3 separate regions of the Homo sapiens genome follow, and all the other regions are linked to region 1. Evidence: chromatin contacts called from ENCODE Hi-C or POLR2A ChIA-PET data. All regions are on one chromosome and are shown on one strand. The core of a region is the stretch at or near the end of the contact, and the rest is flanking DNA. Distances in the headings are between cores, read along the strand shown.

Region 1 (2,700 bases), core at 153-2,652:
TCCTTATTGATAACTAAATAACCCTTCACTTTAAAGAGCAAAGAAATCCTTTTTAATACAAAATCTAGTAAAACCCCTTCCCAGTTAAGAGTCTCGGTAAACATATCACCTAATAGCGTCAAGTCCATTTTGCGAAGAGGCTGTGAAAGGAACTTTTGTATAATTTCTCTGGTGGTTTTCAATGTTCAGGTTTCTACCTCTACCTTTGCCAATGTACAGCTTTTCTATTAGATCCAATCCTGCAAAACGGAAGTGTTAGTTTCTAACTACATACAGCAACCTCAAGGAATAAAATGATTCTCCCTCTACTTCCCTCCTCCCTCATTAAGTCACCTTTTTTTTTTCTTCTGAACTTCCAACTCTTAACAGTTTCTGGACAAGCAGGGTGGACCGATGTGTGCTGCCACCCAAGAGGTAAGTGAACTCAGGATATACTTGTGGATCGGGCAAAACGGCTTCCTCTGTCAGCCCGAGCTCAGGCGGTTTTGTGGAGGGAGCTAGGGCAGGTGTGGGAGGAGGGAACAGAAATGGGGCGAGAAGCCCTTTCGACCTCTGTCGAAGGGGCCGCCCAACGCCCCAGCGCCCCCCTCGGCCCCAACCCCGCCATCCTGGCCCGACAATGGCCCTCAAGTGCAGCGGCAGTCCCAGACTGGAGAGAAGCCCTAAGAGTCCACACCATGCGGGCCTGGAAGGGCAGCCGGGGAGGAACGCTGAGGCCGCGAGAGCACCTCCGGCCTAAGCGCGGGCTGCGCGCCGGGGCCTCCACGGGCGCCATCACTGGGAGTGGGGTATGGAGGCCGCCCCGAGGGGCCAGCACCGGCAGCAAGATCCAAGGAGGCCGCGAGCCCGACGGAGACTACGGCGGGAAGTGCAGGCCGCAGCCTGCTCAGCTGGCCAGCAGCGCAGCCGACCTCCGGCCGCTTACCTTGTGGATTCTCTTCAGAGCCATGGTGGGAGGCGGGTGGCGGCGGCCCCCGGGGCGGGGACGGGGGCGGGGAAGGGACGGGGAAGGGGCTAGGGAGCCTGAGGCCGCCTCGGCGATCTCGGTCGGCAGGAGAAGATGGAGAGTTGAGGAAAGCGGGTCCGGCGGGACGGGCTGAGGGCCGGGGCCCACTCAGCTCCTGGGCCTGCCGCAGCGGTCACCGCATCACCCGGCGGCGGCCCCTTTATTCGCCGCCGCCCTAGCCGCCACCGCCGCCGCCGCCGTAGCTGCCTCTTCCTCCCAGGATCAGCGCCGCCTCCTAAACCGCCGCAGATCCCTCCGCCAGAAAGCAAAAGCCCAAGCCTCGGGCTCGGCCGGCCTCTCTTGGTCGGACAGCCGGAGGGATTGCCTGTCTTCCTCCCTGCTGCAGGTGGACCGAGGGACGCGCGGGCGGGCGGGCTGCGCCGCCGGGGTGGGGCCGTCGGAGCACGGGGTGGGCCCGACCGAGGGGCAGGTCGGGAGGCGCGGGGATTGGCGGGCCAGGGGAGGGAGGGCCGAGCCGCGCCGGCGGCGGAGGGATACGGGCCGCCCCTGTGAGTAAGCTACGCACCGCCGTCGCCGCCACGGCCCCGGAGGGCGTGACGCTGCGAAGCCCTGGGCGGAGATCTCGCGAGATCTAGAGCGCGAGTTCTGCAGGCTCCAGCGCCGCGACCGTTGACTTCATTGCTGATGGAAACCCACGCGCGTGTCACAAAAGATCAATAAATATTAAAAGGCGAATGTTGTCCAGATCTCACGACCGTCCCCGTACTAGTCCCGGGAGGAGGCACTTAGGCCCACTGCAGCGCTCCTGAAGGAGGAAGGGACTTGGCCAAGGTCACAGAGCTCTTCTGAAGTCCTGGGACTTAGCACATCTCTTTCCAGAGGCCGCGTGGCTACAGCTCGGGCACCTGCCACGAGGGAGATGTCTCATAGCCGCTCGGGTTGCAGTGAGATTGGCCTTCCGGACCAAGGCCCCAGATGGAGAGGATTTGAATGTTGTGTTCTCAGCCACTGGCATGTATGTGTGCCTTCGAGGTGTCCAGACTCTGCTCAGCTTAGTGAATTGCAAATTGTTACAAGCAAGCACTGTACCAGCTGCGTCAGAAAAAAAATCACAGTGTGTGCCCCAAATAGTTAAAACCAACGGCTGGGCGCGGTGACTCACCCCTGTAATCTCAGCACTTTGGGAGGCTGAGGCTGGCGCATCACCTGAGGTCAAGAGTTCGAGACCAGCCTGGCCAACATGGTGAAACCCCATCTCTACTAAAAATACAAAAATTAGGCCGGGCACGGTCACTCACGCCTGTAATCCCAGCACTTTGGGAGGCCAAGGCAGGCGGATCACGAGGTCAGGAATTCGAGACCAGCCTGGCCAACACAGTGAAACCCCTTCTGTACTAAATATACAAAAATTACCCGGGCATGGTGGCAGGCGCCTGTAGTCCCAGCTACTCGGGAGGCTGAGGCAGGAGAATCGCTTGAATCCGGGAGGCGGAGGTTGCCGTGAGCCGAGATCACGCCAGTTCACTCCAGCCTAGGCAACAGCAAGAATGCGTCTCAAAAAAAAAAAAAAAAAATAGCCGAGAGTGGTGGCAGGTTCCTGTAAACCCAGCTACTGGGGAGGCTGAGGCAGGAGAATCGCTGGAACCCAGGAGGCAGAGGTTGCAGTGAGCCGAGAGCACGCCATTGCACTCCAGCCTGGGCGACGAGCAAAACTCCATCTCCAAAAAAAAAAA
Region 2 (2,700 bases), core at 171-2,670, 810 kb after region 1:
CAGAAGCCGCAGTGAGTCATGATCGTGTCACTGCGCTCCAGCCCGGGCGACGGAGACCCCGTCTTTAAAAAAAATGTTTGTTCAAAAGTCCAGATTGGTAAATAATTAGGCAGAAACTATAGGTAACTCCTACACTCATTCTTCATTCTTCCTGTAAAACAAAATAACACATCCTAATTAATTCGATTTATAAATTCCGTTCCTTAAAGTAACACCCACCTGTCCAGTATTTAAAAATCACTGCTGACTAAACACAAATATTCGCTCCACAAAATGCCTATCCTGTCCCAACAATGATGTAAGCATTTCCTTCATCATAAATATAAAATGCCCCGAATTTAGTCGTAGACTTGACATATCTCGCTCTTTTCCAAATAATTGTAAATTCTGTACAAAACACACGCACCAAAAAAATGTCACCAAGATGCAAGAGGACGTAAGAGGGAGTCAACCTTGGAACTGGGCCAACCGCCGCCTGCATTACTGGGAAGCCACTGCTGCCAAGCAAAGGTCAGGCATTCATTCAGGCAACATTTTTTCCAACAAGTGCTTCACACTCGCACGCACACACACGCTCCTTTAAAAGTCAACAACAATTAAAAAAAAAAAAAAACCTCTCTAATGCCACTCCTGAAAACTAGGGCTGAAAGCTAAGTGCGTCCAACCGACAAGAAACCCAGGAAAGCTGAGTAATCCCCGAGTCCAAGTGGACGGTCACGCCAAAAGTCCACACGGGTGTGGCCCACCTACGGCGAAGCTGTATGGGAGAAGCCCGGGCTCCAGCCTCCCGGTTCGCCGAGCCCGCGTCCCCGCCGCCCCATCGGGAAGTCTCAGCGGCCGGGAAGGGGGAGGGGGCAGGAACGCCTCGGAGCCGGACGACAATCACTTCCCGGGAAAGCGGCTCCCAGACAAGCCGCCCCAGGGAAGGAAGGCGGCCGAGGGGCCCGGCGCGGGGCTGCCGCGCGCGCCGAGGCCGCGGTAACAAAGTTTGGAAACCGCGAGAAAACTTTTCCAAGAGGAAACGCGGCGGCGGCGCTGGGCCTATAGTTTCTCCTCCCCAGCCCAGGCGGCCCCCCGACTTCCCGAGCGCTGGGAAGCGCCGGCCGTGCCCGCCCGGGCCCCATACTCGGGCCCTGCGGGGGAAGGGACCGCCGGCCCGACGCGGGTCCCACGCCCGCCCGGGGCCCAATTCCCGGCGACGTCGCCAAAGAAACCGCGCCCCGCCCGCTCGCCCGCCCGCGGCTCGCGGGGCCCAGCTTGGGACGGCCCGGCCCAAGGACCCTCTCGGCCTGGCCCGAGAGACCGCGCCCGCGAGGAGGGAGGTACGAAGTTACCTGCGGCTAGCTGGGCGAGCGCTAAATTCCAGAGGCCCGAAGCAGACGGGCGCTGCTTTGTCTCCCTCCAGTCCGGCTAGGAGGAGGAAATGGGCCGCCCCACGCCCCCGCCCCCGGCCCGCCCCCCGCCCGCGGCCCCCGCCCCTGTCCCGGCCCCGCCCGCCCTTCCTGGCACCTCCCTCCGACTCGCTCTTCCCGGCGCCTCCCGCCGCCGCCCCGCCCGCTCCTCCCGGCCGTTCCGGCCTCCGCTTTTGGGGAAAGGGAAGGCCCCCACCGCGAAGAGAGTCTGGCAACGCCGGACCGGGACCCCCGAGGGACCTCTTCCTCCCCGCCGCCCACCTCAGAATTCCTTCCTCCCCGGCCCCTAGTGGGAGCTTAGGCCGGGAGTGACCCCTGAGAGGGAGGAGGAGCGGTGACTCCTGGAACAGCCCGCGGGCGGAGAGGGCTGCGCGAGGGCAGGTGAGTCACCGCTCCGCGCACAGGTGAGGCTCAGGGGCGGCCTCGCGCGGGCCCCCACCCCGGCGGAATCCCAGAGACGCGACCAGGGGTACTGGGCACGCTCCCCTCAAGAGTGTCACAGGTGTCCCGGAGTCACAGTCTTCTGGAAAAGTGATCTAGGCCAACTACCTGGCTTTACAGAAGGAGAAGCGGAGGCTAAGGAAAGGCCCCACAGCTTCGGGACACAGTGGAACTAGAATCTGACTCTCAGGACCTTTCATAATGTGAGGTGGAAGCGCCCCTAGAATTCACCTAACCCGTCCCCTCACTCCACAGATGGAAACACCCGAAGCCCTCTTGATCAAGGACTTTTTTTTTTTTTTAAGACGGGGTCTCCCTCTGTCGCCCAGGCTGGGGTGGAGTGTCGCGATCACGGCCCACTGCAGCCTCAAATCCCTGGACAACCGACCCTCCCACCTCAGCCTCCGGAGTAGCTGGAACTACAGACACAGAGTCTCACTATGTTGCCAGGCTGGTCTCAAACTCATGGGCTCAAGAAATCCTCCTCAGCCTCCCAAAGTGCTGGGATTACAGGCTAGAGCCACCTTGCGGGGAGGACATTTACAAACACAAAAGAGGCACCGCAGCAGCTGTCCCTTTTTGGGCTTGTTCCCGCCCCGCCCCCAGCACGTCCCCCCTCCCAGCTTGTCCCCCTCCTCCAACAAATTTGAGGGACCTGACTTCTATCTCTATTCCTCTGGTCATTTGGGGCATTTTATTCTTACCCTTTCTTATCTTCATAGTGAATACTCCAAAAACAAAAGAAAACAAAATTACAAAGCAAACAAACAACACAAAAAAACAAAAACTACTACATGCTCACTATCATCCTGGTATAGAAAACCCTAATGATGTTTCCCCTGCTCAC
Region 3 (2,700 bases), core at 91-2,590, 840 kb before region 1:
AAGCACACAGGTAAGACACACACAAGGCAGAAGGCAAATAAACGTATCCCTCAACTCTGAGGAGAGGCAAAGAAGAGAAACGATCTTTGCACCAGCTCTGTCTCTGTCTCTGTTTGTCTCTCTCAGTACCAAGGGCAGGGACTCTGGCAAGACCCCGCCCCCCACCCCCAACTCCAAAGCAGGGTGGGCGGGAGGCAGCCTGAGGAGTCCCTGTTCCCGCGCGAAGCTCAGAGACCAAAGGACTCCCTATTGTGGGTCTACGAATGGTGACGGGAACCTGTCCCGCTCGAGCTAAAGAGTAAGCCGAGGGCTCACTAGGCCCTCACCGCGGCCACCGCCGCCATGGAGCCGACCGCTGTCACAGAAGGGCTCCACCAGGGAAGCGGGAGGATGGCCCCGGCCCAGAGCCTACCCAAAGAGAATTCACGCCTCACAATGTGTGGGAGGCGAGGGTCCCGGAGCCTTACCTCGGACACTTCGTCCTCGTCACTGCCAGAGGCACCACCTCCACCCCCGGTCCTCAGCACGGCAGCCGCCAACTTGAAATCCAGCGCCGCGTCCCCTCCGCCCGTACCGCTGCCGCTGCCGCCGCCGCCGCTGCTGCCGACTCCCGACGCTGGCCCGGCCTCCCCAAAGAGCCTCACGGTGCGGATCCCCAGACCGACCCCTCCCGGCGGAGGCGGCTCCGAGGCCCCAGCTGGGGCGGATCGCGGAGCCACAGAGTCCAGGTCCTCCTCAAAGGAGGTGCCGCCGCCTCCGCTATCAGTCAGCATTGTTCGCACCCGGAGCCGGAGACGGTGCCGACCCACTCGCGGTCACCGCCGCCGCTGATCTCGGGAACGAGAAGAGCAGCAAGAGGAAGAAGCGTCTCCTTTCCCCCGTCCCAGCAGCGCCACTAACTTCTCACTGCCTAACCTGCTGCCTCCCGCCCCCTCGACTCGCCACTGGCTGCAATACCCTGGCGGCTGCAGATCATTGGCCAAAGTGACCCGTCGCTCAGGCTCTTCGTCACGCGCCGCTCGCTGGCTCGCAGCCGCCAAGCTGCGTTGACCCGCGCAGGCCTAGGCGGTTGCGAACACCCGCCTCCCACTCTTCACCAGCTGACTTCCGCTCTTTTCCTATGTCTATTGGCCAACCCGCCTGACTATCGCGTCACGACCTTAAAGTGGATTAGTTGGCCTTGTGGTCAGTCATAGTGACCCCGAACAATGGGAGAATTCATTGGCGCCATAAAGTGTCGGTCACTTTGTCGCGGGACGTCGCGTGGTACAATTGGCCTGTGGGAGTACCATTGATCCCGCCCTCATCTGAGGTGACGGGAAAGGGCCGGGAAATTTCCACTTCTGAATAAAATGACTGCTGAAGTGATGACCCGCAAGAATTGGTCAAATTTGGAGTAGACTTCACCCTGCGCTTGGTGAAACTTCTACGTCAAGGATGCAAGAGGCGCCGAAGTAACGCAGCTCCCACCTGTCGCTCTCCGCTGGGCGCCGAGACTATGGCCGGAGAATAGCTGCACCGGGATTGGAGAAAGGAAGCCATCAGTCTTAGGAAGGCTCCACCTTCCTGCCATTGCCTGGTTGGAGGAGCGTAGCGTCAGTCACTAGAGCAGTCACCACCTCTGGGACAGGTGAAGATGTGTAACCTATTTGCCGGGGGCTATTTGGGAGGGAATAGAGGACGGGGAGCGATGAGGGGACAGTCGAGGGGCAAGGCCGATCTCGCTTCGCGCCTCCCGCCTTTCTGAGTTGAGCCTAGCGCGCGGGTCTGAGGGACATCCGGGGAGCTGCTTGGGATGGCCGCCTTGGGGAGACTCGACCCGCCCGCCAGGACCCGGCCGCGCGCCGCAGTTCGGGCGCCTTCGGGCAGGATCGCCCAGCGGGGCCGCGTTCTCCTGCTTGCGGACGGCTGCGGGCCTGAGGGCTGGACAGCGCCATGCCTCAGTACCGGGAACTGTCCCACGTAGGAAGGTGGGAATGCCGCGAACGGCGTGCGGAATCCGACCTCAAGGTGGAACGGGGTGGTGAAGAGTGCATGCTCCGAGGCAGTTTCGAGTTCTGGTGCTGCCACTTACTTGCTGCCTGACTTCGGCGCGTTTGCTGTTTCATTTTTGTGACTTTCAACTCGCTCCTCTGTGAAATGGGAGTAATATTAGTACCTTCCTCATTGGGTTGTTGTTATGAATAAATTAGATGATAATATAGCGCTTAGCAAAGTCCCAAACTTACAGGAAAGACTCATTTTTGCTAGTTATTGTCTCCTCTTCCTTCAGGAACTCTCTGCTCGCCCCTGGGTCCTGCCAGCCCAACTAATTCTAGTTCTAATCAGATCTGTGTGGTGCAAAACAAGGCTAGCTGTGGTGGTCTTCCCTCCTCTAAGGAGATCTCTTCCTCCCTATATGCATCTCTCTATCTCTGTCTTTATCTTGTCAGTAAAGAGGGGGGTTAAAAATATTCAGATTCTATAGCGGGCGCCGTGGCTCACGCCTGTAATCCCAACACTATGGGATGTTGAGGCGGGCGGATCATTTGAACCCAGTAGTTCGAGCCCAGCCTAGGCAACATGGTGAAATCCCGTCTTTACCAAAAATACAAAAATTGGGCTCGGCGCGGTGACTCACGCCTGTTAATCCCAGCACTTTGGGAGGCCTAGGTGGGCGGATCATTTGAGGTTAGGAGTTCTAGACCAGCCTGGCCAACA

The links. A loop is a pair of places that touch in the nucleus more often than their neighbours do. ChIA-PET counts read pairs that join two places held with the same protein, here RNA polymerase II (POLR2A). Pooled maps may share reads with other maps.
Region 2: a map of prostate gland shows a loop between it and region 1 (4-fold over the local background). The contact joins the promoter of CTNNA1 here to the promoter of UBE2D2 in region 1. A Hi-C loop is called at or near these places in 1 of 168 maps with a recorded cell type or tissue (prostate gland) and 4 of 50 pooled maps. POLR2A ChIA-PET finds 5 or more read pairs at or near these places in 4 of 52 experiments (BJ, WTC11 and activated T-cell).
Region 3: a map of naive thymus-derived CD4-positive, alpha-beta T cell shows a loop between it and region 1 (20-fold over the local background). The contact joins the promoter of ANKHD1-DT here to the promoter of UBE2D2 in region 1. A Hi-C loop is called at or near these places in 2 of 168 maps with a recorded cell type or tissue (both naive thymus-derived CD4-positive, alpha-beta T cell), 1 of 37 single-sample maps with no recorded cell type and 9 of 50 pooled maps. POLR2A ChIA-PET finds 5 or more read pairs at or near these places in 1 of 52 experiments (activated CD4-positive, alpha-beta T cell).

What each region holds. Positions count from the first base shown.
Region 1 is chr5:139,560,041-139,562,740 of GRCh38, reverse strand. It overlaps UBE2D2 (ubiquitin conjugating enzyme E2 D2), which reads right to left and starts at 1,402. Exons shown (of 7, transcript NM_003339.3): 1 at 926-1,402. The coding sequence starts at 949. RefSeq lists enhancers at 237-356, 447-496, 1,657-1,826 and a silencer at 967-1,626.
Region 2 is chr5:138,752,145-138,754,844 of GRCh38, reverse strand. It overlaps CTNNA1 (catenin alpha 1), which reads right to left and starts at 1,420. Exons shown (of 18, transcript NM_001903.5): 1 at 1,335-1,420. CTNNA1-AS1 (CTNNA1 antisense RNA 1) reads left to right here and starts at 921. Exons shown (of 2, transcript NR_134244.1): 1 at 921-1,322. RefSeq lists enhancers at 253-819, 820-1,387 and a silencer at 1,091-1,530.
Region 3 is chr5:140,400,041-140,402,740 of GRCh38, reverse strand. It overlaps ANKHD1-DT (ANKHD1 divergent transcript), which reads left to right and starts at 1,340. Exons shown (of 2, transcript NR_186045.1): 1 at 1,340-1,630. ANKHD1-EIF4EBP3 (ANKHD1-EIF4EBP3 readthrough) reads right to left here and starts at 908. Exons shown (of 36, transcript NM_020690.6): 1 at 468-908. The coding sequence starts at 773. ANKHD1 (ankyrin repeat and KH domain containing 1) reads right to left here and starts at 908. Exons shown (of 34, transcript NM_017747.3): 1 at 468-908. The coding sequence starts at 773. RefSeq lists enhancers at 705-1,594, 1,785-1,834, 1,925-2,074, 2,165-2,314.